2 separate regions of the Homo sapiens genome follow, and region 1 is linked to region 2. A link is a loop called in an ENCODE intact Hi-C map of the cell type or tissue named here. Cell type or tissue: gastrocnemius medialis. All regions are shown on one strand. Each heading gives the region's core, and the rest is flanking DNA. Links, peaks and the distances in the headings are about the cores only. Region 1 overlaps SLC22A1 (solute carrier family 22 member 1). Region 2 overlaps LOC105378088 (a long non-coding RNA gene).

Evidence for each region. Hi-C counts contacts between places; a loop is a spot of excess contacts. Peaks named below come from ENCODE experiments on the same cell type or tissue, not always from the same donor. Only the 100,000 strongest peaks of a DNase experiment are listed, where the experiment ranks them.
Region 1: it touches region 2 in a loop (2.3-fold over the local background); 2 of 110 quality-filtered maps call a loop at or near these places.

Annotation. Positions count from the first base shown.
Region 1 is chr6:160,145,773-160,148,686 of GRCh38, forward strand. The region is part of intron 8 of SLC22A1 (solute carrier family 22 member 1); the gene reads left to right. Among named protein-coding and RNA genes, the nearest start is that of SLC22A1, 25 kb to the left of the region's middle. In gastrocnemius medialis, for the core only: no CTCF peak of the experiment used is centred there; a DNase peak (open chromatin) is centred at 1,504; H3K27ac peaks cover 1,870 bases.
Region 2 is chr6:160,274,345-160,277,258 of GRCh38, forward strand. It overlaps LOC105378088 (a long non-coding RNA gene), which reads left to right. Exons shown (of 2, transcript XR_001744437.2): 2 at 1,417-2,914. Among named protein-coding and RNA genes, the nearest start is that of SLC22A2, 17 kb to the left of the region's middle. RefSeq lists an enhancer at 1-146. In gastrocnemius medialis, for the core only: no CTCF peak of the experiment used is centred there; a DNase peak (open chromatin) is centred at 1,417; H3K27ac peaks cover 2,164 bases.

The DNA of each region.
Region 1 (2,914 bases), core at 97-2,596, 130 kb before region 2:
TCACCACTTGAGGGACATTTGAACGGCTTCCTTCAGAGGGATTCTGATGCAGATGCTATAGACATTTGGGTACAGGCCTTTGAGTGGATACATGTTTTCATTTACGTTGGGTTAAAAACTCAGGAGTGGGATTGTTAGGTCATATGGTAAGTGTGTGTTTAATTCTATGAGAAACTGTCAGACTGTCAGACCGTTTTCCGAAGTGGCTGTGCCATCTTGCGTTCCCACCAGCCATGTTTGAGGAATCCTGTCGTTCCACATTCTCATCAGTGTTTGGTGTTGTCAGCTTTTTTTTTTTTTGAGATGGAGTTTCACTCTTGTTGCCCAGGCTGGAGTGCAGTGGCGTGATCTCGGCTCACTGCAACCTCTGCCTCCCAGGTTCAAACGATTCTCTTGACTCAGCCTTTTGAGTAGCTGGGACTACAGGCGTGCACCACTGCGCCTGGCTAATTTTTTGTACTTTTAGTAGAGACAGGGTTTCACCATGTTGGCCAGGCTGGTCTTGAACTCCTGACCTCAGATGATCTGCCCTCCTTGGCCTCCCAAAATGTTGGGATTACAGGTGTGAGCCACCACACCTGGTCTGGTGTCAGCTTTCTAAAAGTCATTTTGGTAGGTAATGGTATTATTGTGACTTGACTTTTCCTAATTACTGATAATGTTGAGTATCTTTGTCTGTACTTAATTGCCTTCTGTATCTTGGAAGACTTAGTTTTAAATGAAGATTATTTTAATTGTAAAAGTAAACACTTTACTTAAAGTTCTAAGAAATTCTAGTTTGTTAGAAATTCCGTATGTTACTTAAACTCTTTTTCCTCTGTATACATTGTTTCTTCTCCTTATGTCATCATACCAGTAGTTTCTAGGAAATACCCCAGCTCCCTAATCTCATCTTATACATGCGCAGTGCTCTGAGCCCTTCAGTAAAGCCAGAAGGCACCAGGATGGCCTTGATTCACTCTTTCCTGACTAATCCTTTATTAACAGGCCATGTCTGAGACTCTCATTGGTAAAAAGTTACTGGGACTGAGTACAGGAGATGAAGGCATATTAAAAAGAAAACCTTCTATATTTGGCAGTTCTGAGCCCAGAGTCTAAAATAGCCAGGCCAAACAATTCCATTGTCATGGCCACTGGGCCAAGGGGACTGACTCAAAATGTAAACTGTGAAAGGTACTGAGTGTGTAGTTCTCTAGGGAGAAAGGCCAAGCAACCCATCCCCGAGGAGCCCTCGACCACTGCTCAGAGAGCTGGTGGGAGAATCATTCTCATTCACTAGGGAGGGAAGCTAGATGTTCAGAAAAAACTCTCAACTTCTTATGTACACACGCGCACACACACAAGGTAAGGCAGTCATTCAAGTTCCAATATTTCTAATCAATTGAATCAAATTTAATTTGCAGAGAAGGAATAATTTCTGTGACTTTATTACTTTATAAGCACTCCAAGTTTAGACAGTCTCTATGTAAACCATTCTGACCCTGCCTCCGTTCCAGGCAGTTTCAGAGTTGGACTGCTCTGCTCCTCTTCACTTTGTGCAGCACGTGTTGTAAGAACATTCATTTGGCATTAATACCCACTGCCTTGTTTTGAAAATGATCTTTCCATTTTTATCTCCTCACCTTCTCATGAGCTCCTTGAAAACAGAAACCACATGTCATGTCATACTTCTCTGTACCTCACAGAACTCTTCCACAGCCAGACTCACTACATGCTGTAGAATGACTCAATGAATGAAGTACCGCAAACATCTGAATTTTAAATAAGGGGCCTAGTTCCCTACTTCTTCTAGCTTCTGTGTGCTTGCCATTTTTTTCCTTTTAACAATAATTTTTTAAAAATAGTAAAAAATAACTGTGTCTTTTCTTGCACCTCTTGGAAATCACACAAAAGCTATTAGAAGAATGAGGGATAATGCAAATGTGTTTGAAACTGTGATAACATGAAAAGACAATCTACAAGAGGAAGGGCTGCCTAGTGTGTGAGGTCTAAGGGAGTCCGAGAAGATTCCAGGAAAGGACCCCTGTGACAGCAAATCGTAGGCGAGGCCAGCAGCTTTCCAAAGTAGACAGCGTGACTTGAAGGGTGTGATCCATGGTCCCTTGTTTGGAGAAACAGAATGATGGGTGCATGGGCTGGAGGTGGAAGCTCCCTTCCCTGGATGTTGTATGGCTGAAGGTGAAGCAGGGAGGGCAAGGCTGTAAAAGAAGATATGCAGGAACTTTCAGACAGCAGTTACTGAGAGGCGGGTGGAAGAGACTAGCTCCACACCATCAGCCCCTGTAGATCAGGAATAAGTGAGCCAAAAAAATCTAATCATATACAACCCTGATCAAAGAAAGAATTTCTACTAGCCCAGAACATGGCCTGGCTGCTTCCCCACAAACCCTTCTAGAAATGGCTGATAGAGGAAGAAATAACAGTATGAAAAGATGAGTAATAAACAAAAAAGTAATTCATTCAGGAGGTACACAAACATATCATGAGATAAAGGGGGAAAGGAGCAGAAAAAGCAAAAGGCAAATGAAGAACATGTACCAGAAAAATGCTGTAACAACATAGATCAAAGTTCTAACTACATATACTACCAAAATGTAAAGTATTAATAAATCAGTCATCTCTATAAAAATAAGACTTTAAAGCAGAGGTATAGTTCTAGAGAGAATATCTGGCAAGACAATAGAAGACACTGAAGCTGTCTTAAGAAAGAAACGAAAAAGAAAAATTAAGAAGTGGAGAAATTCTTGCATTTGAGAAATGAAAAACCAATTTGAACACAATGCAAAGGAGAATAGATTCAGTGAGGGAAAGGCAAGACAGGACTAAGAGTTGCAAAGTAAAATGGAAATAAGAAATAAGCAGAGTTTAATCCAGGCATGGTGGCTAACGCCTGTAATCCCTCACTTTGGGAGGC
Region 2 (2,914 bases), core at 90-2,589:
CAGGAGGTCGAGGCTGCAGTGAGCTCTTGACTGCACCATTGCACTCCAGCCTGGGTGACAGAGTGAGACCCTGTCCCAAAAAATAAAATAAAATAACAAAATGAAATAAAAATTGTTTTTTTTTATATTGAGGATAAAGGATCTGGAATGAAAGAAATATACTGAACTATCTGTAGGACCATAAGATGTTTAAGCTGGATGTTACCTTGTTGAAAATGAGGTAAATCTAGGTGAAAACAGGGTTTCTTACCCTCAGTACAATTGAAATTTTGGGTCAGATAATTCTTTGTTGTTGAGGGGTTTTTCTGTGTATTGTAGGATGTTGAGCAGCGTCTCTGGTCTTTATTGACTAGGTGCCCATAGTCATGACATGCTGCATGTCCCCAGATGAGAACGCCTGGTCCAGATTCTTTATTCTAGAGCTAAGAAATGAAGGCTCAGAAAGGGAGGGTGATATGGCTTAGACAGCCAGTGAGAATCAGAATTTGGACCAGCACCTCTGGGTTGCTGACTTTATAAGGCTCTTCTCACAAAAATGAACTGCAACAAAACCTGCTGGCTAATATTAGCCTCTCAATCCCATTTGCATCAGAGCCCTGGGCTCAGACCCTCAGAATAATGTAGCTTCTATTGAAATACTCAAATTTGGCAAGCTTGTCCTGTTTGAGTTGTCTCCAATTCACTTAAGAACCAGGATTTTTGTGAAATTTCAATGACAGTCATTGAGTTGATTCTGAGTGACCAAAATGTTCCTTCCAAACTCACACTCTTTTTCAACAAGTGTCTGTTTCTCTTTCCGTCTGCTTGTGAAAAAACAAATCCTTTGAGCCAGTCCCAGAGGATTATTTTATACTTGATCATTTTCCATGGTACTAATGATTGAGTGACTGCATGCATGCTTGCCAAACAGTAAATAAATCCGTACATAGCTTTTGTTCATTGGATAATCGGGTGTAATATATGCAAAGTTAAAGTTCACTTCATGAAAACACCCGGTTTTATTTGAGGTTTTTTCTTCTGGTCAGTGAACCCAAAGGCCTAGGGAAAAAAATCAATTCACATTTTTGAAACACTGTGGTCCTGCCATTTGCCTCTCATTCATCATGTTGACAAACAAGTGTAAGGGAAAACAGAGGGTGAATGAGACCAGGCTCCAGAATGTTCTTCTTCGGGGAGCGTACCGTTGCGGGCGCAGCCCTCTCTGGTTGGCAAGAGGCTCCCTCACCTCCAGGTTGCCCAGGGTCATTTGGCAGGCCTGTGTTGGATTCTGACACTTTGCAGAGCTGTTGTCACTGAGACCAGCGGCTTGTGGTTGGGAAAGACCACCCGAGCCAGCGAGTGATCAGTGACATTCAAGCTAAGCTCAATTTATGTCAGTATGCCAGTGACGAAATTCACAACTTGATTCTCCCTCAGGGCTGCCGAGTGTCTGACGGGACAAATCCTTCCAACGGCCGCAGCAGGTGCTTCTTCTAGCCCTGTGTTGCAATGACCTGCAGCTCCTGGGGATAACTCAGGCACGCTGCTGACGCCATCAGGAGGCTCAACACCCTCACCCGCTTACGCTACGACCAGCAAAAGCAAACCCCGCAGCTGCCTGCCAGCCGGGAAGAAGGACTGTGTTTCCATGTTGTGAGTCTCCTCATTGCAGCCAGATGATGAATTTGCTGCTGGCTTTGTGCGAAACCGAGAAATACCCAGCGTCCAGCTGAGGGCCCGGGTGGCAACAAAATCAAGCTGATGAATTAAAGAAATATGGCCTGGTCAGGATGCCTGGAGGCCTCAGAGTTCTGATCTTTCTTCTGAGTTACTACATCTTCTGAACTGCTCCCAGGATGGTGTTTGTGATAAGTTGGTTTGCCCAGTAAAACTGTCGCCCAGTGGAGGCAAGCCCTACCTCCTGTCCTTTCTCATGCAGTGGTGTGGAGCGTGGTGGGGAAGAAAGGGCGTTCGACAGCAAGTCAAAAACTTTGGATTTCATTTGTGGCTGTGACACTGGGTTGGGGTCAGTGGCTCAGTGTTGGGAGGGTCTCATTTCTCTCCAACTCCATAGGGCTGTGAGATCACCCACAGCTTTGATTTGCATGTCCAAGCTCATCCCAGCACTTTCTCCTCAGAATCTGGCTAACATTTCAAGTCACTCACTAGCTTCCAGAACTATGGTTAGCTCAGACTCAGTTGTAGCTTCCCCAAACTGTCATCCTACTGTTTTTATCTTACAGCTGAAGGAACTGAATCCCAAACAGCCCGAGCAACCCATTCAGAATCACACCACAGATTTCCTCACCCCTCTTCCACACCACAGAGCCTTCCCATTTTTACATGTCTTTTATATTAAGACAAAACCAAAAACTCATAATTAAGTCAGTAGTGTAGAAACCTGAAAGATATTTTGTTATAAAAGGTTCACTGTAAACCAGGATTTAGAAAATGCAAACCCTTGGGTAAAATGAAGTGTTTTCAGGACACTCACCAGCAGGATCCCTGGCCCCAATTCTGAGAATGTGACCATAAGGACAAGAGGCCTGACTGGTCACCCCAGGCCAGGCCACCTCTCTGACAGTCTGGGATTCTCCCTGCATGCCCCAGATCCATCCTAATGATGAAGCTCAGGTGCTGAGAGCAACTGATCAGATGTTGGCAGGATCATCTAAATCCATAGGCAGCCAAGCAGCCACTCTACTTTGCCTGGCAGAGCTGCAGCAGGCACCTGCAGACACCACCCAAGAGACAGTTCTGCAGTGGCTGAAATGTCTGGAATCTGTACTCCTGGAGCAGTGGCGAGTGGGCACAGGTGGCTATGGAGACTTAGAATGGGGCTAGTGCAAGTGGGAAACTGCATTTGCAGTTTTATGTCATTCTAACTGGTTTAAAGTTTATGCAGCCACATGTGGTTAGCGACTAAGGCACTGGA